Linked DNA regions of Homo sapiens: region 2 is linked to region 1. Evidence: chromatin loops called from intact Hi-C (ENCODE). Cell type or tissue: GM12878. All regions are shown on one strand. Each heading gives the region's core, and the rest is flanking DNA. Links, peaks and the distances in the headings are about the cores only.

Region 1 (12,863 bases), core at 2,538-10,537:
TTCTATGCTCCATAGCTACTGAGACTGACATCTCTTCTCTTGTTGCAACTTTAATCTGTCCAACCAATATGCAGGTTAGTCTCTCCCCACCTGAGAGTTTAGGTACCAAGTTTCCCAAGGCCTTGCCAATTGCTAGCTTCTCCCTATATACCTCCAGACTCCCAGGAGCTATCCCCCATAGATGGCCTAAGGGGAAATCTCAAGCTTTTGATATGCCTGCTCTTAGAATATCTTCATGGCAGTTATGTTCCTGTTTAGAGCAGAGAATGTGAGAGGAGTCATAACAAACACACCTCACATTGTTTAGCACTTTGTATTTAGTAAAGTAATTTCACATTCATAATCTGATTAAATACCACAGTAGGATTTTGAAGTAACCAAAGAAGGTGTTGCTATTGTTCCCATGTTAAATGTTAAAAAACTGAAGTGGGGCTAGGTTAATTGCCCAAGGTCTCATAGTTAACGAACGGAGGCTGGGTCAGAAACTCAGTTTCTGGAGGCAGATGATTTGGGGCAGGCGGAGATGAAACCTACCAGACATGGTTCCAAGGCCTTACTTATGACTGTATCAAGTACTGATATTGTACAGCTATTATAAAGATTAAATAAGGTAATTAAAATGAAGGCCTTCATGTTCATCACATCATAACAACTCAATAAATATTAGCTTTCAGTGTTCTCAGGCAGAATAGCATGACAGTTAAGAGCAGAGGATCTAGACTCTCGATTCATGTTACTTGGGTGTGACTACTTCACAAGAAGCAATATGCAGTATGGTTAGGGGGGTATATTCTGAAGCCAGATAGCCTGAGCTTGAATACTGGCTCTGTTACATTTTAGCTGTGTGATCTTAGACAAGTCACTTAATCTCTCTGTTCCTTAGTTTCCACATCTGCCTAGTGGCAATAGTAGTAGTACTCCCATGGGGCTGTTGTGAAGACTAAATAATTCTATAAATCCTGCTTGGAAAAGTGAATATAACACACTGAGCACCATATAAGCATCATATAAGTATTCACTACAATTATCTACTTCTTTTGGGCTTTATAACCTTGGACAGGTTACTTAACATGGTTTCAAGTTCCTTGTCCGTAGAATGGGGATAATACAATTTTTGTGAAGATTAAGCAGTATTGCACATAAAGCCCCTAGAACAGCTTGTTATGTCATACGTATGCAAAATATTAACTATCATTATTTTCGGTGGTGAAAGGCACCAAGTGCACCAAACAAATCAATTCCTCCATCATTCTAATAAACAGATGGTTAACATGTGCTATTAGTTTTTGTTAGATATTATTTGTTGAGAACAAATAATCTCTGGAGGAGAGGCTCTGATCTCAGTACTTTTCAAAAATTTCCAAGGTGATTATAACATACAGCCAAAATTGAAGACCACTGCACTGGGAACGATATTTCCCCATCCTCCCCTAAATCTTACAGAGAGGTGAGGCAACAAAGATGACCATCTCAGCTTCTAAAAGAAACAGAAACAAAGGATTGCTGGGGAACAGAGAGAATACACAACAAACCTTTTCAAAATGAATCTTTTTTTTCCTTTCAGCTGAGAATCACTGAAGTAAAGTCGGCATAAGTTAAGGAGGCAATGCAGCCAAAACAGCAGCCACAAATATAAGGCATTTTTATAATCTCATGTTTTTGTTTATTTTTAGTATTCGTGAATTTTGTTTCTATTACATGATGCAGCTACATTTTGAATTAAAGTTGCATTTGCTGCATAGTGAAGCTGCCTCCCAGAGAAGATGCATCATGTTTGTCCCATGGAACCTCACACAGCCCTGATATAATGCCATCTACCTGTGCCAGGCAGCTTTCAAAGACAAATCCCAGTGATCTCTGCTTCCTACTAACCATGCCTTTTTACAATCCCCTCCTATAGCAACTTGCTTCCAATGAACAGAATATGACAAAAATTATCGTATTTCACTGTCATCATTAGGTTACAAAAGACTGGGATTTCCATTGTTGTTAGCATTCTCTCATTGGCTCTGTCTGAGGGAAGTCAGCCGCCATCTTGTGAGCTGCCCTTTAGAGGCCCGTGTGCCAAGGAACTGAGACACCTCCAACCAGTAGTCAGCAAGGAATAGTGACCTGCTAACAGCCACAGGCATGATATTGCAAGCAGATCTTTCCCCAGTAGAGACTTCATTACAGCCTGTTAGAAACTCTGAGCTAAAGGATTCAGATATGCTGTGCCTGGATTCTTGATCCACAGAAAGACAGTGAGAAAATAAATGTGTGTTGTTTTAAGCCACTAAGTTTTGGGGTAATTAGTTATGCAACAATAAGTAAGTAATATAATACTATGCTCATACCATACTTATATCTCAATTTAAAGCAGCTGCTGCAACTATTACTAACACTACTACTAATAATAATTGCTAATATTTTTCAGCTCTTTGATTTTCCAGGCATTGTACTGAGCACTTTAATATGTAAGATTTTTTTTTTTTTTAGACGGAGTCTGGCTCTGTCACCCAGGCTGGAGTGCAATGGCACAATCTCAGCTCACTGCAACTTCCGCCTCCTGGGTTCAAGTGATTCTCCTGGCTCAGCCTCCCAGGTAGCTGGGATTACAGGCACACACCACTACAACTGGCTAATTTTTGTATTTTTAGTAGAGACGGGGTTTCGCCATGTTGGCCAGGCTGGTCTTGAACTCCTGACCTCAAGCGATCACCCGTCTCGGCCTCCCAAAGTGCTGGGATTACAGGCTGGAACCACCGCACCTGGCCTAATATGCAAGATCTTTTTATATCCTCCCAGTAATCATATATGGTAGGTACTGTTATTATCATACACACATCTACATTTTGCAGTTCAAGAAACTGAGGCACTGAGAGATTAATAACTCGCACAAGATTCAAAGGGTTAGCAAGTAGCAGAGGCAGGATTCTGACTCAAGTGATGTTGATTTAAAGCTTATTATATGCGCACAGTCCAAGGATTGAGTTTCAATCTCAGTTCTGTCATTTACTCTTTGACCTTGGAAAAGTCATTGCAATTTGTTGAACCTCAGTTTCCTTATCTGTTAAATGGAGAGACTAACAGTGCCAAACTCACAGAGTTATAATGAGGATTAAATAAAGTTATGGTTCTAAAATACATGGCACAGTACCCTCATCTGGCAATGTGTTGCCATTATTAAAGGCTCTCGACTAGCATTTGCAGAGCCTGGGACAAGGGTATAAACGGAGGCCCACATACCAGATGTCTACATATTTTAAAAATATGTATCAAAATTTAGGAATAGTTAAATAAAATATGTTCTATCTTCCTACCTTGAAAAATATACTTCAAAACAACTTCGCATGCCAGGTTCAAATTTTTAATTCTCAGATTCCCCAGAGTTCTGAACCAAAATATATCAGTGTAGAGACAGGTAACTCCAGATCTCTGACTTGCTCCCTTCTCTTTCCATCCTAGGCTCCATCCCACACAGTGAGTAGCCCCACACATATGCATGTGGACATTCCAGCCTACACATCCAAGTTCTGACTATACTAAGGTTGCCATATTCTATAAATAAAATTCCAGGGTGTCATATAGTTCATCTGGCAACCCTAGACTATACTCCCCTGTGCATGGTATTCCTCAGGCCTAGGGATGCACACACTGGCAGCACAAAGTCCCCTCCCTATAGAGAAGAGTGTGGCTAAAGGAGGGCCAGAGTGAGGCCTTTTAGAAAAGCATAAAGCCCAGGGTAATAGCACTTCTTGCCCAGGTCTAAGAGCGGACAGGCCCTAAGCAATTAAATCAGTTTTGTTTATGGATCTCTTTTCTGTCTTCCACTTGCTGCTTTTTCTGTACTGCTTTATCTCACACCAGTGCCTTCTGACTGCTTTCTCATTTCTCCACTTGGCATGGACATTTTTCGTCTTTCCTGACCTTCCTAACACCAGAAACCCCAACTCTGCTGATGAACAACAGTAATCAGTAAGTGATCATGGATACCGATAATATGTTATCCAGAGAAGAATGACTCTAATGATGGTGATTTTAGACATCAAAGTGAGCTAAACGGCATATGAGCCACATGGGTAGCTGGGGATTTTCTCAGGGACCAAGTAGAATGGAAGAGAAAAGAATTCAGATCCTTAGTACACCCTCGGGTCTATTTTCCTATGTTCCTGATTTAACTCTGGCCCAGAAACACTGACAAAAAGCCCTGTCCTCAGGGTTATATTAATCTCCATAATGCATACAAGTCACAGCTCTGATCTCTACTCTCCCTACCCTCATTCCCACTCATGATTCCCCACCCTCTGAATTATTGTCAAAGATCCCTGGAGAGCAGTGAGGGAAGGGGTAAATTATATGTATTTGTGTTTACATCCAAAAAATGAAATCAGTAATAGAAATCCAGACAAAGTCCTAAAACAAAATGATGGAGCAGGCAAAAACAGCCAGGCCATCATTAAATGATCATATTATGAAATGGGATTAATTTTATTCAACAATCATCTTGTAAAGGCATATTAATCAAAAGCTTCCTAAATATAAATAAAACAAGGCACAAAGAGAATGGGCAACATTTTCCCCCTATTGCTTGAGGTGTTATATTTATAATCCGTACTTCTACAGAAAAGATCCTAAAGCTGAGGGAGGCCACAAGCACATTTCCATATTCTTAGCAAACCCAGAGATAAAAAAAAGTCAAGTCAAGGACATCAATCCTGGCACTGAAATTACATCCATCTCTCAGGAAGATGACACACAAGCCAGTCAAACAGACAGAGTTGGTCAAAACGTGTCTTAAAGAGGTTGATAGAGGCTTGACATCTGAGCACAGCTCTGGAAGATAGAAGTAATTTCCCTGAAAGATAGAAAATGACTTGGAGGTTTAAAGTGATTGCAACCTCTGGAGGCAATAACAGCAGAATGTATTTGCCAAAAATGATAATGCCATCTTAAGCTGTTTAGCAAATATGAATAAAATGATGTCTTGTTCCTTTTTAAGCATTAGGTGCCAAGTCCTGAATGAAGTGCTTTTTATGTGCATTATATTGTTTAATCCTCACAACAGCCCAGAGAATATCATTATTATTTTCATTTTAAGAATGAGAAAATGGAGGCCCAAAAAAGTTAAATACCTTGCTCAATATAACATAGTAAAAGACAGAGCTGCTATTTGAACCCAGAAAGCTCTTAACCATTTGTTAGATCGCTCCTTTGGGTGATTTGGGACTCACACTCCTAGAGAGAAATTGATAACATGTCCAGAAAAGGTGACCAAGGCTGTGAGGGGACTCCAAACCATGCAATGTGTGGAAAAGTTCAAGAAACTAGAGATATTTAGCCTGGAAAAAAAAAAAAAAGACTCAGTTAGACACAAGATCCATGAACTCATGGATTATGTGTCTTTTAATCACCCATATACCCTTAATTTCTACCCTAATGCCTAACATATAGTAGGTTCTCAATAAATATTTGTTGAATAACTGGATGAATGAATTAATAGCAAAAAAAAGATGAATGCATTACTTCAGTGCTGTCTTGAGATGTACAAATGCTAATCATGTGGAAGAGATATTATTCTAATATTCTGTGTGATTCTAGGAGCAGAAGTTATAAGGTGTCAAATCTTAACTAAAAATAAGAAAGATACACTAAGAATTATTATGGTCCAGCAGGAGAATGGGGTTATCCCAAGAAATTGTAAACTTCTTGATTATAGTAGTAATTTTTTTATTGACAATGAACAGATAAGACAATTTTGTGTTTTTGTTACCCTTGTACAGATAAAAAGCAGAACAAAAAGACTTGCTGACTCACTAAAGGTTATCAAGTTGACTTTTTAGGTTCAAGCCATCATCCTTACCTTTTTTATTTTTTCTTTAGAGATGGGGTCTTGCTATTTTGCCCAGGCTGATCTCAAGCTCTTGGCCTCAAGTGATCCTCCCACCTCAGCCTTCCCAATAGTTGGGATTACAGGCATGCGCCACGGTGCCCAGCCCATTCTTACTTTTTGAGTTTAAACCACAAATTTCATTATAAATATCTAAACTCAGGCACATGTATATAAAGTGGTAGTTTGCTTGAGTTTATAAACATGATTTGGATTTGATTTTTCTACTCCAACTCTATACTTTTTCTTCTTAATTTTTATGGGTATATAGTGTGTGTATATATTTATGAGGTATATGAGACATTTTGACACAGGTATACAATGTGTAATCACATTCAACTCTATATTGAAACCTACTTAATTAGTCCTCAGAATTGCTGGCCAATAAGTTGCTAACTAACACATTTGAAAAACCAATAGATCAATGCTGCTTAAGGTAGTCCGCTTGCCCTAGTCAGTTGCTTGGAAGCAAATCTTCACGGATTACACTGCCTGTGGCCTAGTTAGGCATAATTTCTTCCTCCTGCCCAGGCCTCATGCTGGAGAGTAGGCTTCTTACTGAAATGCAAAGCTTTTCAAGGATTTCTACATGTGTTGAGAAATAAGCCATTCTGGAAAAGGGCTTTGCAGTGGGAGGCAAGGTACAGAGATAGAGTTTGGGATTTGCCCTATATTCAGCTTTTCAGAGGACACTGCGCTATTATAGTCCAAGCTCAGCCATATCAAATGTACTATTCCCTGAAGGTTGAATGAACTCCAACAGAGTTGACACACTGGTTCGCAGGAGCCTCCCTCCTCAGCAGAGAAACTATTAAGATCTACAGGCTGAAGAAGTATTCCCCACTGATAAAGTCAGTGAAATAACCACCATATTCATTAGAAAAGAACTCCTCTTACCACAGCTAGGAAACAGAAGTACAGCCTACCTGGCAAGATGTCCAACTAACAGTAATTAGCCACCTAGCTCCCAAAAGCTTCAAATCACAGTACTTGCCACAAACATGCCGCCCACTACCAAGAGAGAAGTTTCTAACAAAATGAAGTTTTTTTTTTTTAAGAGCACTTGACAAAAGGTGCTAAAATACTCAGAATAAAATCTCAAATTGGAGCTGTCAAAGACATCGGGATAAAGCACTGCAAAATACACGCCTGAATGTGCTGTGCTGCTTCAAGCCAGACCACACTGCCACCTACTGAACAAGAATGTGCATTCTCTTGGCCTCCTGTATACTGAATGCTTCCTGATATTCATTCTGAGAAATGTGGCCATTCTTTTCCCCCTTCTCAGAGCAGTTTGGCAGCAGGACAGTCAGCCCCCTCTGTGAGCCAGCAGCACCATCTTCTCTGGTGCCCACCTACCATAGGAAACTTGAAGTAACTGGATGGCAAGCCAGCACGATTAGACACTGACTCATTTGTTCCATGACAGAAGTTGGGGGAGGCAGAGTCCAAATGAATGTGAAGAGATGCACACATACTGAAAACAACTGAATCACAAGGCAACCACAGGGAAGAAACTGCTGACAAGCATTTGAAACAAGGCACCCATAACCATGAATCACTCAGCATAACAGCTGGGTACCAAATGATTTGTAAATCTAGAAGATTCAGAGATAACTTTGCAGGAACAACCTACATGAGACACAACTCTTAGTTCAGATGCCCTGCACTAAAACAACTGAAAAGCAGCAATGGGCATTGTACTAATTTCTTCCCCAACTGTTACTTGCCACCAAGCACCCACAATTAGTGCCCTAGTTTCAAACCTGAAATCACAAATTACATGGGGAAAGAGTTGCAGGCTGAGAGGCTGATACTTCCATTAGCCACTTAAGTCTTTTCCATGAAAATTGGTAAAGATAATTTCTCTTCTCACGACAGAGACAGGGAACAAGAAGAGAAAAAAGGAAAGGAGAAAAGAAAAAAAGGAGGGAATAACAGTGGCATCTCCATTTACTAAATGCATGTTATAAACCTGATACTTCTGTAGGCATTTTAATATGCCACTATTCCTAAACCACTAAACAATATGACTAGTTTTACAGAAGAGAAAACTGAGGCTCAAAACAGTAAAAGCACTTGCCCAAGATCATATCGATAATGAGAGACAGAATCTGGATTGTAAACCGGAAGTAACTGGTTATTATGAAAGAAGAGAGAGAGAGAGAAAGAAAGAAGCTACTTGGCCAGAGCTGCTGTCTGTGGTCAGATGAGCAAGTTGTTCTTTTTCTGTACCAAAATTAGGCAGAGAGCGGTAGCTTACTTGAAACCTGATCAATTTTGCTAGGCTTGTAAGTGGTGTAAATGTGGCTAGGCAAAACCAAACCAAACTTGTCAGAAGTCATATTTGTCTACCCTTCCTCTAACTGGTTTCCATGAGCATAGACACAGTATTACCTCCAACTCTTAAGAATCTGTGTTCAAGAGAGGGGTTTGGGCCATTTTCCACAGAGATGGATAATCAAAAACTCACTAATTGCCAAGTGAATCCATGGCTTACCACATTGTTGAGGTGGCAAAACTTGTCACTCCAAACAATGATGTTGTATAGTGAAAATTCAGAAAGTGTCTGAAACCTTCCAGCAATTTTCTATGATTCATAGCACTTTTGAGAATGGATAAACCAAGTTCACACGGATGCTAAGAACTGTACTAAGAACTACCTTCTCCCAAACTTTCCCTAGTACAAAGTAAACAGTTAAGCATTGCAATTATAGTCAAGTACATATCAACCTAGGATGCCAGAGCTACAAAGGAACTTGGACACCACCTAATCTGATCCTCTTATTTGAAAAATGAAAGGACTGATAACAGAAAAAAAAAATCCTTATCCAACTTCTTCTTTCTATCATTCATTCAAGAGCTCCAAAGACCCATCAAACTACTGTTGTTGAATGTGCTGGGGAATGTGAACAAAGTGAAAGACATAATCTTTGCCCTCAAGGATTTTCTGATACAGTTCAAACTGTAGATCCTTTTTATTTTATTATTTTATTTTATTTTGAGACAGAGTCTTGCTCTGTCACCCAGGATGGAGCACAGTAGTGTGATCTCGGCTCATTGAAGCCTCTGCCTCCCAGGTTCAAGCAGTCCTGTCTCAGCCTCCCAAGTAGCTGGGATTATAGTTGTGCACCACCATGCCTAACTAATTTTTGTATTTTTAGTAGAAATGGGGTTTCCTCATGTTGGCCAGGCTGGTCTCAAACTCCTGACCTCATGTGATCCACCCGCCTCAGCCTCCCAAAGTGCTGGGATTACAGGTGTGAGCCACCACACACGGCCTGTAGATCCTTTCTAAAGGACAACATTCTGTGGATCTGCCCATGATAGCATTATACTGGTGGTGTTCACTGAGTATGAAAATTGGCAACGACCAAAAGTTGCTATGAATTCAGTCATGCTCTTAAATATATTTGTATTTAAATAAAACCTGCACCTGAATCTGAAAATGGTATATATATATTTTTTTTGAGAAATTATTTAGTTTCCAAACTTTGTTTTTCTTTTTTTCAGAAAGCACCAAGGGCAATACTTTGTAGCTGCAGGTTAGAGGCAGGGAACTGCTGCTACAGAGAAAAAAACTGAAAACACTACAGCGAGATCCAACTTCATACTTTGGCAGAACTGGAAGTGACTGACTTACATGATATGTTTTAATGGATGCCAGGAAGGTTTACCTGCCCCAATATATTTTCCTTCCCACTCTTTCATATCCTTTACTTCCCTCTGCTATACTCCACACTCTCAACTTTCTGAAATTTCAAAGACCAAAGCACATATGGCTTTACAAACAATTGCTGCTCAAATCTAGCCTCTCAGAAAGGTGTACAAGCAATCACATATACTTTTACATAGGTTCCCTAGCTGAGTCTGGATAAAGGGCATTACGAAGTGGGTGAATAACAATTCACTTCTACTTGGAAAAACCTGAGAAGAGTCTGGGCAGGGTATACCAGCAGTTGGGTAGGGGTGAGGGCTTAGCAATCTGGAGACAGCATGAAGATTTACTTGATGCCTAGGAGGCAGGAGAATTACGGTAAGGAGACAAGATGAAAGAAACATTATCAAAGGTAACTTTTACTAAAATTAAAATGTTTCCTTGGATCATCTCATACTAGAGAGTGTTACAAGAGTACATCATAGAGTGGTAAGTGGTATAGTACACAAACTAATGTGGCAGAGAAGTTAAGATAATAAACAAGAGCTCATTGCATTTTGGACTATTTTGTGAAGACTTCATGGAGAAGTGGGATCTGAACTGGACCTTAAAGTATACGCAGAATTTGAAGAGGTGAGGAAAAGGTATCTCAGATTTAGACAAAATCATTAAGCAGGAGTAAACATTGGGAATAGAGGGGGAAACAATGATCAAGTCAGCTTGAATGGAACAATGAGTAGGTATTGAGAGTCATGAGAAATAAGGTTGGGGAGAGATGGTGGCACAATATCATGGCAGGTCTTGGTATCAGATGAAGGAATTCATCCTTGATGCAGGCAATGGGAGTCTTCACATGCTCTGGAACAGGTGAGTGACACAATGAAAAGAATGCATTAGTCTAACAGGAAAATGCAGGGTATTGTTATTGCACATGGGCTTCAAAGTTAAAATCCCAGCTTTTTCCATTTATTAGCTATGAAGCCATGGACAAGTTATGTATATTCTGTATGTTACTGGTTTTTAATCTCTAAAATGGTAATATTAATATATACCTCACTGAGTCATTATGAGAATCAAACTAATCTTCAAAAAGTACATTAGTACAATGCCTAGCACACAAGAGTTCATAAATAGCAGCTTTTATGCTAATAATCATATTATTATCATCATTACCAACAATAATATCAAGGGAAGCAATTAGAAAGCTATGGTAATAGTAATCTAAAATTTAGGCCTTGGTCAAGCATGGTGGCTCATGCCTGTAATTCCAGTACTTTGGGAGGCCAAGGTAAGCAGATTACTTGAAGTCAGAAACTCGAGACCAGCCTGGCCAATACCGCAAAACACTGTCTCTACTAAAAATACAAAAATTATCCAGGTGTGGTGGCACACACCTGTAATTCCAGCTACTCAGTAGGCTGAGGCATGAGAATCTCTCGAACCTGGAGGCAGAGGTTGCAGTGAGCCGAGATTGTGCCACTGCACCCCAGCCTGGGCGACAGAGCAAGACTCTGTCTCAGTACATACATACGTACATACATACATACATACATACATACATACATACATACATACATACAATTTAGGCCTAGATAATCTCCTAGACTAGCCCATTTGCCGAGGTCACAGAAAGGAGAAATTGACTCTCAAAAATATTCAAAGGAAAGATTCAACACAATTTGGGGACAGATAGAACATGAAGGGTAAAGAAGAAAGAAGTCAGAAAGAAGATTCCAGGGCATAGGAGCCATGGATAACAGCAGTACACACAAACAGCAAAAATGAAGAAAAGAATGCAAAGAGTGGGTGGTCTGGGTGGTATAAGAGATTATTATTTTTTGTAAAACATTGAGTTTGAGGAGATTTAAATATACTCAAGTGATGATATTCTGACCAATATTTGAAAATAGTGTATTAAGGTCCTTAGGACAGGAATGGAAAAGTAGATTTGAGAAGCAACTACAAGGAGTTGAAGATGGAGAGTAGATAAACTTGCCAAAACAATAAATTTACCAGGAGGAGCACAGAGAAAGGAAAACAGAGCCTTGAAGAACAACCACAATTGTGAAATAAGGTAGAAGAAAAGTGTAAGAAGTTTTTAAGAAGTGGGGAGAGAAAATAAACAGTACTTATCTTTAAGAATAGTTACACTAGAGTGCATTATAAAGGATTCAAATTAATCACAAAAGGGAATTTCCAAGCTAAGGTTGGAATGGTCTTTTAAAAAGATATGGTTATCTGCTGGAATAATTTACAGATTACTTATAATTTAAAAGGTAATTATAAACATACATTTATTCAAAAAGCATCTACTGGAGTTCTACAAAGAATGATGCTAAGTGTTGCAGGGGAGACGATAAGGTATATTAACTTTGTCCTAAAGGAGAGGGGTAAGCTAGACCAATGTATGTATTTATAAACATTTAAATCACAATATGAGAGTAACATAGAAACTGGAGACAATAATTGTCAAACTGTAATATGTAACTAAGTGCCAGATAACTGCTAATAGTTCGGAAGAGACAAAACTTTGGTATACAGTCACCAACAAAGGCTTTCTGGAGGATGCAAACCTTAATTGGGATTTTAAACCATGGATTAGTAAAAAACGAATTGGAACAAAATTATTATACATTAAACTATTAATCTTGAACACAACATTTATCTAAAGGGGTTTATCCTAGATATTGAGCACCAGAGAGTCTAAAAAATGAAAAGTTTCTCCAAGTTGGTGTTCCCAGAACTTTCTCAGTATAGTCAATATCAAGCTTGCCTTCCCTTCTCAACTCCATCTCATAGGGCTCTTCCTGGAAAGTTTAGTAACTCCAGTGAAAATACTGCAAGTTTTCTGACTATAACTTTTCAAACCTGAAAAATACCCTAGGAAAAAAACCTTCATAAATAGAAGATGGGCCTGGCCTTGATTCACAGTCTTCTGGGTTTCATGTTTTATACACAGGCAAAACTAGAAATCATTAAATGCCAAAGGGTGATCAGGGAAATAAAATCATCAAGTAATAATGTCATGATCTAGCTGAGGAGCCTTGCATTCAGAGAATGGAAATGCACATTGCAGAAAATTAAAAAGTAAAGTAATCCTTTTAATCCTGATTCTCCAGGAGAACTGAGAGGGGAGCATAAAAGGGCAAAAAGCAAAGGTCTGGCTTCATTTGGCCTGAGGAAATACTGGCTGTGAAAGGCAAAAGGGATGGAGAAAATGGAGAAATAACTTTGCTTTCCTGGTAAAGTCTGATATTAAGATACAGGAAATGATTTTTAAATTATATTTGTGTCTCATTTTATAGAGCACAGAGTGGCTATGCCCAAAGCATTAAG
Region 2 (12,863 bases), core at 3,206-11,205, 520 kb after region 1:
AAAAGGGCAACTACTCATAGGAGGGATTATACACACTCACTAACATTTTAGTGTGATTTAATCTGTCCAATTTTTTCACTGGGTGTATATGAAGAAGAAAGGAAGAGAGAATGTATGCAAAAAAGTCATGCTTTCCTGCATCCTAAAAATGGATTCACAATCATCTCTGCCAACTCATGAACATCAGAATGGGTGTCAGAGGCTATAAAAACCTCCATTTCAGACAATGTCTTCTTTTGGTCAAGGGGCCTGAAAGCTATTGAGTCCTTATGTGTTTGGGGGACAGTTCATTTAAAAAAGTCTAATTAAGAAGTCCTCACAGTGCCACCTCCTCCCCATCCAAAACCTACCACTACACCCCTTAGCAAAGATTATCTGAGCCTCCATGGCTTTACTTGTATTCCCTCAGCCTAGAATGCTAAGTCCCTACTCATTGCCTCAGTAGTAGCTGCTCCTTTTGCCTAGAAAGCTATTCCTCCTGATCTTCACATAAATTACACACTCCTGTCTCAGACAGGCCTTTCTTATCTAACGCATGTCTGCTCTAGCACATTGACAATGTATTTTCTTTATAACCCTTGTCAGCACCTGGTTTCATCTCATCATATTTGTCTCTTACTTGTTTAATGTTTTTGCCCCTCCATACCACCAACTAGAATTTCATGAGGGCAAGAATTGTATCTATTTCATTCACAGATGAGTCTAGAAAAGTGCCTAATCCGTAAGAAACCATACATATTTGTTGAATAAATGACTGGATAGATGAATGACTGAGTCCCTACACTCCACCCCAACCATAACTGAATGCCGCATTATTATATTTTTTAAAATATTGCTCAAGAGGGCCATTCCCAGCAAGACTCACCACTAACCCATTCATTCATAGTAGAAGGAGCAAGCACCCTGGTGATTCTTCATACCAAGCTCCCCTGTTCTAAGTACTGTCTGCCTGGGTATGACTTCCAAGGGAGCAGAGCTAGAGTAAATTCTACTTACTTTCAACAGCCCCAACTGCAGTATCTAACAGAAAGAGGAAATACTACATCATAGTAGCTCACGGAAAGAGAAAATCCTACCTCATAGTACTGGTACTGACCCAATAATGCAACCATAGTGGTGTGGTGTTTTATCACAGCGCTGGTTTTGGCCTCACTGAAATTGGCCACATATGACATTCTTTCAATATGTGGTTTTATGAAATCTCCTAGTACTAAGGACATAGGCAGGAAGATCCAGGGCAGAAAGCCAGGATCCAGAGAGCCAGCAATATGTTAAAGTAAGGGCTTAGACTAGGCAATAGGTTAGTACCTAGGCAAGGAGGTTGCCAGGGATCAAGAGGCACATGTGAACTCAAGGTCAAGGCAAGAAGGTGAAAAGCTGTAGGCTTTCAGTCTTCACAGCCCAAATCCATCTGGTACTCTAAGATACTCTAAGGTACACTAAGGATTCCCTAACAAAGGGTAGGGAAAGGCCTCTGGTCAAGACATATATATATATGTGTGTGTGTGTGTGTGTGTGTATATATGTGTGTGTGTGTGTGTATGTGTGTGTATATATATGTATATATACATATATATACACACACATACACACACACACACACATACACACACACACACACACACACACACACATACAGAATCCTGAAGACCTGCAGAAACCAAATAGGACAAAGTGAGAAAAAGAAAAAAACTAGAAGTGCTAGGCTCATAGAGACCCAGATTTAGAAGCCAATTCCTGTCCTGATCAGGAAGTTTCTTAGATGTTTCTTGTGATGAAAGAACCCTGTATGAGAAAGCAAGGAAGTGAATCAGCCAAACTTGATTAGGAAGGATAAGGAACAGGGTGAACAATAAGAATAAGGGCAAATTCTATAAATAGTTTTGTTGGAAATAGGTAAGCTCTGACTCTAGAGAAGCAGGGGTGTGAGGGGGAGGTTGTCAGAAGTCTTCAGCATGTAGAAACCAAAGTTACTATCAGTCAACACGTGACTAGGTATCAAAGAAGGAATGGCATTGTAGGAAACTGGCTCTGCCATGGAATCCTGATGACCTTACCACACATCCACATAGAGCATGCAGGCAAAGGCTGAACCACAGACTGAGTCTTGGTGGAACGCATTGTGCTATTTCTGGAACATTAGAGGACTAGAAGCCTATAAGGAGCTGCTACGAGGAAGTCTCTCACTCACTTCCCTCCCTCTCCTGGAGGGGCTGCAATGAGATCGTTTCTCATCACCTGCCTGATTCTGATGAGGTATGGGGTTTTCTGCTATGCCCCCCTTAGAACATAAAACTGCTTTTATGTATAATACATAAATGTACATTTAAATTTATAAAATATAAATTTTATATAAATATAAAATACAAATAAAAGTTATAAATATAAATTTATATTATTACGTATTATGGTGAATACAAAGCTACAGAACATAAAACTGCTTGGAGGCACCCTGGAATAGGCTCCTCAGCAATGGGGTATCCCACAGTGTGCAATGCAGTCATCCAGCCTCTTTTCTTTCCATGTCATCCTTTGTAGCGTATGGGACAAGGATCACAGGGATCTGGCACTTTAAGGCTTATTCTGCTTTCAGCTGTCTATGTAAATAATAAACTGTCTAAATCTAAAAGTGGTTCATTGTATCTTTACTGGTCAGATCAGTCAAGCCTTCGCCTTGACCTTGTATTATATGTGTGAGATTGACAGGCTTTGGACAAAAAGAGAGACAACCTTTTCATTTGTAACATGATGTTTACTGTGAAGGAATTTCCTGCTGAGAAGTTTGGGCTAAAATATTCAGACATGAGTTAATCCCCCCTGAAGAAATCCTGACACAGTCCAAACCCACTACTGAAACCAAACTTAGCTCCATGCTGACACACATCTACTTTGAAGCTATTGGCCATTTGCTACAGGGGGACAGGGTATCCCAGCAATGCAGTCTCACAGGGCCCACAGCCATTGTCTCTATAGAATCACAAAAAGTCATGTCCAGCTCTCACTTCAGGCAAGTCTCCACTTTACTCGTCTCAACCCAAGGCCAACTTGCAAAGATTTATAGAAAAGATCCACTGTGTTCTCTACTACTTCAATCTTTGATCTACTGGACATTCTTACTTAAGTTTCATGATTCTCACACTGTATTGATGGCCAGCAAGATCCTTCTGTGTCCCTACAAAGGCAGGGAGCCCAGTACTGAACACACACAGAGTGGTTGGCATGTATAGCACAGTCCTGGACCTCAGGAATTTATATTCCAAGGAGAATGTCAAACTGAAACACAAAAACAAACATTTAACTATACAATATATGGTGCTATGTAATAAAAAAAAAAGTGCAAACCAGGGGTTATAGAAGTGAAGAAGAGAAGGGAGTATTTGCTTCCAACTATGGGGATTAAGGATGACATCATAGTGGATATGTCATTTGAACTGGACCTAGAAAAAGTAGATAAAATGTCAATAATCAGAGAAGAGAGGATAATTGAGCAAACAGAAACAAGCAGAAAACATAAAAAGACCCTAGAATAAAAATAATTCTAGGAACAATGGAGATTTTTTTAAATTCTAATTATTTTCTTCAGACTAGTTTGAAATGATCTTTGCATCTATGAAATATTGACAAGATAGGCTGGGCACAGTGGCTCACGCCTGTAATCCCAGCACTTTGAGAGGCCAAGGCGGGTGGATGGCCTGAGGTCCGGAGTTCGAGACCAGCCTGGCCAACATAGTGAAACCCCATCTCTACTAAAAATACAAAAAATTAGCTGGGCGTGGTGGCAGGTGTCTGTAATCCCAACTACTCAGGAGGCTGAGGCAGAAGAATTGCTTGAACCTGGGAGGTGGAGGTTGCAGTGAGCCAAGATCTCACCATTGCACTCCAGCCAGGACAACAAAAGCGAAACTCTGCCTCAAAAAAAAAATGAAATAAAATATGGACAAGATATTACAAGCAAAAAAACAGAGAACAAGAAGAACCTTTGGAATTTAAAATATAATTGCCAAAACAAGAGGGAATGGATAGTGAGTAAATGGTAAATGTAAATGAATATAAGGATAACCTAGTCATTCAAAATATTGAACAGTTAAAGGGAGGAGAGTGAGATGAGAGCAGGCCGGCAACAAGTAGAATAGTAATAACAACAAAATTAACAGCAGCAGCTATAGATTACTTTGCTCCTACAAAGTGCTAGTTGCCTTACATATAGTACTTCATTTACTAATCACAAAACACAGCAAGGTAGGTATTGCTAGTAATCAATTGTACCAAATGGTGACTATAATAAATAATAACACATCGTATACTTCAAAATTTCTAAAAGAATAGGTTTGAAATGTTTTCACCACAAAAAAAGTATATGAGGTGACTGATTTGTTAATAGGCATGATTTAATCATTTCACAATATTAACATGTATAAAAATATCACATTGTGTCCTATAAATATACAATATATACAATTGTTATTTGTTCATTTAAAATAAAACAAAAAATAATAACAAAGAAACTGAGGCTCAGAGAAATAAAGGATCTTGCCTAATGTCAGACAGGTAGCAAGTGGCTATGGTATGTTGGCCTCCAAAACTATTGCTCTTAACTACCTCACTTGCAGGAAAGCAGAGGGGAAGCATCAAGGTAAGGAAGAGGTTGAAGGTGTCAGACTAAAAGGTCCAGACCTTCAACCTCTTTATGTATGGAAACAAGGTCCTTGGCTGTGCATGGTGGCTCATGACTGTAATCCCAGCACTTTGGGAGGCTGAGGTGGGTGGATCATGAGGTCAGGAGTTCGAGACCAGCCTGACCAACATGGTGAAACCCGTTCTCTACTAAAAATACAAAAATTAGCCAGTGTGGTGGCGCGCAACTGTAATCTCAGCTATTCAGGAGGCTGAGGCAGGAGAATCGCTTGAACCTCGTAGGTGGAGGGTGCAGTGAGCCAAGATCATGCCACTGCACTCCAGCAGCCTGGGTGACAGAGTGAGACTCCATCTCAAAAAAAAAAAAAAAAAAAAAAGGGTCCTTCAGGAGTTGAGGAGGGATAAGTTCTCTGGAATGAGTTGGGAAGTGGCAAGGTGATGGAAAATCAGCCTTCTGGGAAATGGGGGAACGTTTCTTCCTCCAAGACTATGAACACTGCTGAGAGGGGACCCAGGGAGGTTGAGACACAGTGAAGCAGTAGCAGATGTGCACCAAATGCAAGAGGACCTTGAAACCAATGCCAGCTCTGCCTCCAAGAACAAGCTGCTTATGTCTGATGACTCATTTCCCAGGACAAGGCCAGTTCTTGGCCAGCAGCCACTAAGAATGCTGCAGCAGGGCACTACTCCACACTGGTAGGCGTTGTCACACCCAGACCACCTCCATTGGTCTTCAGAAAGTGTGCCCAAAGCCTAAAGCCACCTCTGACTTTATGACATTGAACTATTTCATTCCATTTGGCCAATAGAAATGCAAAAAGGATGAGAGCAAACCAAGGAGGGGAGATTGCAGTTCCAAATCATTCCACAAAAATGGTCTCTAAATGCATCTGAGCTGGCTGCTTATAAAGGGCAACACAGGCACCAAAAAAAAAAAAAAAAAAAAAAAGAAGAAGAAGAAAAAGAAAGAAGGAAAGAAAGAAAAAGAAAAGAAAACCTGACTACCCAATCCTTAAAAATTGTTCAAGAGTAAAAGCCCCACAAGTCTGAATTCCAGAAACCCAAGGCGGGTGGCCTTTTCAAAGAGCTCAGTTGATTTTATCACCATCCCTAGTCTGAATTCGCTGCACATTTCCTCCCTAATCCAGGATGCGATAAGAAACCAACATAACAAGAATTCATCTTCCCCAGGAAAAGGTGAGCATCTCTGAGTTCAACAGAGACAACTGGAACCTAATTGCATTGCCTCTTTCAAAGCCTTCCAGTAAAAGTGTAAAACGAAAGAGGACTGAAAGAGGCTGCTTAGCGCAGCTACAATGTGATCACATTTTCTTTTGAAAAATGACACACCAAGTAGCTGCCATTTTTAGAAAATGGCAATTTCATCTGAAATCAGAGCAAGTGTCACTCTGCAGCAAAAAATAAAATCCTTGTTTCAAGAGCTTTGGAACCTGGTCCCCAAACAGCAGTATTTCCTGGCTATATTTGATTAATATTACACAAAGGGTAGGATGAAGGGAAGGTGGGTCTGGAAAAGGAAAAGCACCTTTGTGAAGAAAAACAAGTATGTGGCCTTCAGGGAGCTAAGCACATGTTTAATTTTGTGTTTTAAACTTCTCAGCAGACTGCAGATCTATAAAGGGAATCACTGAAAGTGAAGATAACGACGACTTACCCAAAGCATCATGCTGTTTTCCGCAAGACAGGGCGAGAAGTGAGAAAGCAAAATCTTTGCTTCAGTTACACAAACTCCCTCTCCTTTGCAGAGAAACTTGCTAGCTGAAATGGAGCCAGATGCTAATACGGGAGCCTCAGCAAACAGCTATGTGCTTGTCAAACACTGACATCTACTGGTCAGTTCTGAAATGGCTTCTTTTTTATTTCTGAAAGACCAGTCAACTAGACAAAAATAAATTCCCTTGTGCTTTTTATTGGAGGCTTTTTCTTCTTTGGCCCTTTGAAAATTCTTAACCCGTAATTTAAGTTTTACCTCTGTAAAATATACAGAGTTATTTAATTTATATTTTGATTCTTTAAGTTATAAGATTGTTATTAAATAGGGCATGAGAAAAAACGCAGAATATCTAATCAGAATTTGTTGAGTATAATAATCATTTCTTATATCCATAAAACACTAATGAGTTTCCAAAGCATGACCAGGTATATTATCTCATTAGGTATTCAACAACCCTGTGAAATGGGATGATCAAGACCATCCTATTTTACAGAAAGGACACAAAGGCCCAGAAAAATCTAGCTAATAAATCCAAGGTCATAAAGAAAGTCACAGGTGATGCTAGTTCTAGAACCAAGGTTTTCCAACTTATAGGCCAGGACTTTAATCATTGAGGCATTTATCTCCACATTTCCCCTTGTGGAAACAAATAAATTACTCTCAGCTGGTGAGTATAGAGGGAAAAGGCAAATGGGGACACGCAAACACACACCCTCTTTCTTTTGCTTTGTACTATTAAAGTCCCGACATGAACTAATGAGCAGAGGGAGAAAGCTGCTGTGGATGAGAGCTACACTCCATTTTAGTACTTCAAGAAAGATTTGGTCAAAGCTGATTAACCCATTGGGCATCATAAACCTTTCTGTCCAGCATACCAGAATCAGCCACCACAATGAAGTATGAAAATTGATCCTTAAAAAATGCACTGAAATGTCATTCAGAGAGATTGAGGGCCAGTTACTTAATGCCCAGATGTATTCACCCTCCCCCAACCAGGGCACACAGTTGCTTCCTGATAATGCTTACAAGCTTCCTAATTATTATCAAAATTAAAGGTACATAGGGAACCTTGAAACATGGGAGGCATACCTGAGAGCAAGGTGGGTAGATCATTAACGAAATTTCTCTCTTCTGTGGACAACTTACCAAAGGCATCAGAATTTTAAACTGGGACCTTTTTTTCCCCCGGAAGAATTAGCTGGGTTTCTAAAACAAAAATCAAACCATGGAGGTTGAAACACAAGTGAGTACTTCATAAATATTCCCTGGAATGAAAATATTGCCAGGAGATTTCTGAAGAGGGCATGGAGCATCTGCCTTAGAGGGCCACTGCTAAACTTGTCCTGTTGCCACTTTGCTAAGGAAAGGAGGAGCTTAAGAATGTTGTGGGGTTGAGGTGGTAGGGAGTTAAGAAAGACCAGCAAACTAGACAGCTGAGTAACACAAATCAACTCTCGGGGTTTAAATAGCCCTGTCCTGAAGCATCTTCATGTCTAGAAAACCAATGTATCAACTTCTACCATTAATGTCCCTTTTAAAAGGGAATAATGTGGGTTGTCATATCAATGCTTTTTTTCCCACTCCTAGGGATCCTGTCCCAACTCAGAGCCCTGACTTGACTTCTCTTCCCTACAAGACCTTTCTTTTAATAACAATAACAATAACAACAATAGTAACAACTGAGGCTAATTTACAGCAGGCACTATTTGAAGGGCTTCACATATATGAACTCATTAGTCCTCACAACAACCCTACCAGGTTGTTACTATTATCTCCACTTTATAGATATGTAAATTAAGTCACAGAGATTAAATAATTTAACCAGGATTTCACAGCTTCTAAGTGATGGTGCTAGAGTTTAAACCCAGGTCTGTCCAATTTCAGTGCCCCCTCACTTAACCTCTATATCAGTGGTTTTCTTTTATTATTATTATTATTATTATTATTATTATTATACTTTAAGTTTTAGGGTACGTGTGCACAACGTGTAGGTTTGTTACATATGTATACATGTGCCATGTTCTCACTCATAGGTGGGAATTGAACAATGAGAACACATGGACACAGGAAGGGGAACATATATCAGCGGTTTTCAAAGTGCAGTTCCTGGACCAGCACCATTAGCATCACCTGGGAACAAAATTCTCAGCCCTCTCTCCCCACAACCTGCCCCCAACAGACCTACTGAAACAAAAACTCTGAAGTTTGGTTGTTTTAACTTTACTTTTACAAGACACACAGGTGATTCTGATGTACATGACAGTTGTGGGACTCACGCGCTACATGATACCGCCTATCTCTAAAGGGTAGTTGGGGATATAGAACCTTCAGCCCACAAAGAGTCCAGTCAGGATATTGCTTGATATCTTGCCATTTGCCATCTTATGATAAAACTGGAGCACGAGATGGTAATTCCATTTGATTGTGGGCCTAGGTTAATCATAGATGTTTGAGTATCATACCTTTTTCGTAGGAAAATTCCACATGCAGATCAGTAACAGTAGATCCATTTTTCAAATGCGGAAATCAAAGCCATTTAAGTCATTGGAGAATTGGGTTTCGAAAACCTCATTTAGTCCATTTTCCCTCCTCCAGAAAAGTAAACATAACCAATTTGAGGGCAGCAGGTAATTATCTCCATAAAAATTTTTAAAGTATCTAGAGACGGAATAAGAAAATAACTTTTGAGACTTGGACTGCAGAGTTGTAGTCTTTCAACCCAGGCGTCATCTGATCTCCTTTATTTTCTTTCTTCCCCAGTGCCATTCTTCTATAGTCTTTTTACCAGAAGGACCCAACTTGGCATTTTCCAAAGTGTGTATGTGTGTGTGTGTGCACCACACACGTGCACTGTAAGACTTTAATCCCCTGAGATGCTTGCAAGAAAAGGGTTACAGAGTCAAATCAAATTAAAATTAAATTAGCCTGTAAAGGCTGGGCACGGTGGCTCACACCTGTAATCCCAGCACTTTGGGAGGCCGAAGTGGGTGGATCACCTGAGGTTAGGAGTTCGAGACCAGCCTGGCCAACATGGCGAAACCCTGTCTCTACTAAAAATACAAAAAAATTAGCCGGGCGTAGTGGCGCTTGCCTGTAACCCCAGCTACTCTGTAGTCTGAGGCAGGAGAATCACTTGAACCTGGGAAGCAGAGGTTGCAGTGAGCTGAGCTTGCGCCACTGCACTCCAGACTGGGTGACAGAGACTCCGTCTCAAAAAACAAAAAAAAAAACAGCTTGTATTTATCGAGCATTTCCTAAAAGCCAAGTACTCTTTTAAGCAGTTTGAATATATTAAAACCACTCTGATGTAAATATTACCATTATCCCCATTTGACAGATAAGGACACCTGGAGCACAAAAAGATAAAACAGACTTTTCCAAGGTCCTATAAGGAGCAAGCGAAATATCCTAGCTGGGTTCTAAACCCAGAAAGTCTGCTATCAGAGGCCCCCACTCATAACACCACGGTTTACTGCCTCTTTTTGAGAAATTCTGCAGATTTCATCTATGATTTTCCTCTATCAGAAAAAATCTCCATATACATTAGCCCATTTGGAAGTCCTGCAGTAGAGAAATGTGCTTATATTTTATAACCCAATGTCTCCCAAACTTACTTGATCAGGGAATCCTGTTTTGTAACACCTGTTAAGCTCTCCAGAACAAAAGATCTTAAAAACACACTTTAGAAAAACCTAATTTGGCCTGAGGAGGACCACTCTTTTGCCCAATCTGTAAGTCATTGTGAGAAGACAGATGGAATAATGGAGAAAAAAAGTATGTGCATGTATATGCATGCGTGTGTGTATCTTAGAACAGTGCCAAAAACGGAATAAGTGCTATGTAAGTGTTTACTCTTGTTGTTGCTGGTAATGGTGGTGGTTGTGGTGGTGTCATTCTTAACACATATCTAATGCCTTTACTACATCTTTGGCTAATCTCGAAGGACAAGAAAGACAATTATATCATCATGAGGGAAAGAAGCTTATTTTATTTCTCTTAGAGTACACAAATGCAATTGGTATCACTGACAGCAAAGGCATCATGCCACCATCTCAGCCTTTGCATGGGCAACACTTAGTAAGAGGGAAACACAGCATACCACCCACTGTAATACAAATGCCTCTGTCTCTGTGCATATTGTTAATATTGGGCAGCTTCCTCCATCCCCGCCCCACTTCTTGGAAGCTCGAAAGTGCTTACCACCTTTATCCAATTTATTCTGGAAGTTTTGGACTATTTGCTTGAGTTACTCCAGTCAGATGGAGATTTGGCATGACATTCAGAAACCTTTCTTTCAAATCTCTGTGCTTCCAGGAATGCTGCTTGATAGCACCGAATATTGAACTCGTAGCGTGTTGGAGCAGGAGGCAGGTATGAGGAAGAAGGCAGAATTCCACGTGTGACAATTAGAAACCTCTCATACTGAAGAACAGGAGCTGGAAGGGCCCCAGGCTATCTATACTGTGATCAATCTGGCCACTCATGTCAGGTTACTATCATAATCATAATCAATAATTCCCCAAACCATATGAAGCTACAGGTAAAAGTGGGATATTAATGATCATAAACAGCATTTTCTCTGGTTTTCCCCCAAATCTATCATTACAGTATCTCTAGGTTCTCCACTTATTTCTCATAACCCCCATGGGTTGTCTCAAGTCTACCCATAAAGAAGCCTTCTCCACTTTACGGACTTCCTAGACCTTTGCTACCTATACCAAACCACAGGCACCTCATCGCTGCTACCAGTGCCTACCATGAAAGATGACAGCATTAATGTTTGTACCAAGGATACTGCTTAGTTCCCAAAGTCTCCAAGGCCACATCAAGCCACTGATGCTGCCTTGTACTGCTCTTTAAACAATATGGCACAAGGTGCTACTGCTGTGCCAATTACTAGAGACTGGGTAGCATCTGCAGCTCTGTGCTGCCCCTGGCATCACTGATGTGCTAACGCCTTCCAAGTGCCAAAGCTGAGTTCTGCTCCCTAGAAACCCCATGTGCCACAGTTGGCTATGTTCTGAGCTAACTCTCAATTAGGTAGGCATAAAAGCGGTGCTGCCTTATCTTTCTTCCAATATCCCACAGAGATCTTTAGAGAAACTACTGTTTTTTTCTGTTTGTGTTTTATTTTTACTTTCAACACCTCTTTACCTAAGATTTAGACATAAATTCCTGGGAAACTAGATCGATGGGTAAATCTTAATGGTGGGCAATAGACTATGCTCAGATTTACCCCAACTCTCCAACAACTAAGCCCATTTTATTGGACTGAGCATGTCCAATAGCATGTCTATTAGGGTATGTGACTCCCTTTCTTTCTTTCTTTCTTTCTTTCTTTCTTTCTTTTTTAAGATGGAGTCTCGCTGTTGCCAGGATGGAGTGCAGTGGCAGGATCTTGGCTCACTGCAACCTCCGCCTCCCTGGTTCAAGCGATTCTCCTGCATCAGGCTCCCGAGTAGCTGAGACTACAGGCACGCGCCACCACCCCCAGCTAATTTTTGTATTTTTAGTGGAGACGGGGTTTCACCATGTTGGCCAGGATAGTCTCCACCTCCTGACCCCGTGATCCACCCACCTCGGCCTCCCAAAGTGCTGGGATTACAGGCGTGAGCCACCACCCCCGGCCTGTGGCTCTCTTTCTAAGACACTCCTTATAGCCCATGAGGAAGTAGGATGAGGTGTCTCTTTACAGCACATCCAAAGATATCTGAATCCTAGTGGAAAACCTAGACTTGTCGCTTACTAGGCTGTCTTCTACAAGAGACTTTATTTCCAGCATGTCAGTTTTGCAAACCAATCTAAAAGACTGCAGGAAGATGCACTGGACTAGACAGCAAACAATCAGAATCCAAATTCCAGTTCTATCATTTATCAGCCATGTGATCCCTGGGCAGGCCATTTAACCTCCATCTACTGGGATAATAACTCCTGTGCCTACCTCAGGTTTGTCTATTCAAGAAGTATGTATTAAGCTTCTTTCTAAAGATAAAAGGCACAATTCTGGGTCTGTTGGAGATAAAATGAATAGTCACAGATTTTGCTAGCTAACATCATACAAACTAATGATAATATTTTTAAGAAAGTATTAGTTGAATACATAGTAGTTGCCCTGCACTTTACATGTTATCTCTTACCTCACAGAAACCCTATAAGATGTGCATGATTAAGCCCACCTTACAAATGCAGAAAACAAAAGTTTAATGAGGATCACAGATTTGTTCAAGTCACACATCTAGGAAGTGGTGGACCTGGGATTCAAATTCAGGTTTGTCCGAAGCCAGAGTATGATTTTTCCACTAGACCATACAGCCTCATGTATAAATAGCTATAATATGAGGTAGAAATGTATTCATTTCATAGGGCATAGATGAAGTGCCATAGAATCAAATGAGATGCATATGAAAGTGTTTTTATAAACAGTCAAGCTGACACAGTTATAAGGTGTTTCTGTTATTGTCATTAGGGTAAGTGCTCTATAAAATATGCTGGC

Evidence for each region. A loop is a pair of places that touch in the nucleus more often than their neighbours do. Peaks named below come from ENCODE experiments on the same cell type or tissue, not always from the same donor. Only the 100,000 strongest peaks of a DNase experiment are listed, where the experiment ranks them.
Region 2: a loop joins it to region 1, with 6 times the contacts of the local background. A loop is called at or near these places in 7 of 110 quality-filtered maps.

The regions. Positions count from the first base shown.
Region 1 is chrX:121,302,905-121,315,767 of GRCh38, reverse strand. No RefSeq gene overlaps it. Among named protein-coding and RNA genes, the nearest start is that of MIR3672, 62 kb to the left of the region's middle. In GM12878, for the core only: a CTCF peak has its summit at 7,066 (motif pointing left); DNase peaks (open chromatin) are centred at 7,317 and 8,127; H3K27ac peaks cover 295 bases.
Region 2 is chrX:120,783,834-120,796,696 of GRCh38, reverse strand. No RefSeq gene overlaps it. Among named protein-coding and RNA genes, the nearest start is that of CT47B1, 86 kb to the left of the region's middle. In GM12878, for the core only: a CTCF peak has its summit at 6,479 (motif pointing left); a DNase peak (open chromatin) is centred at 6,416.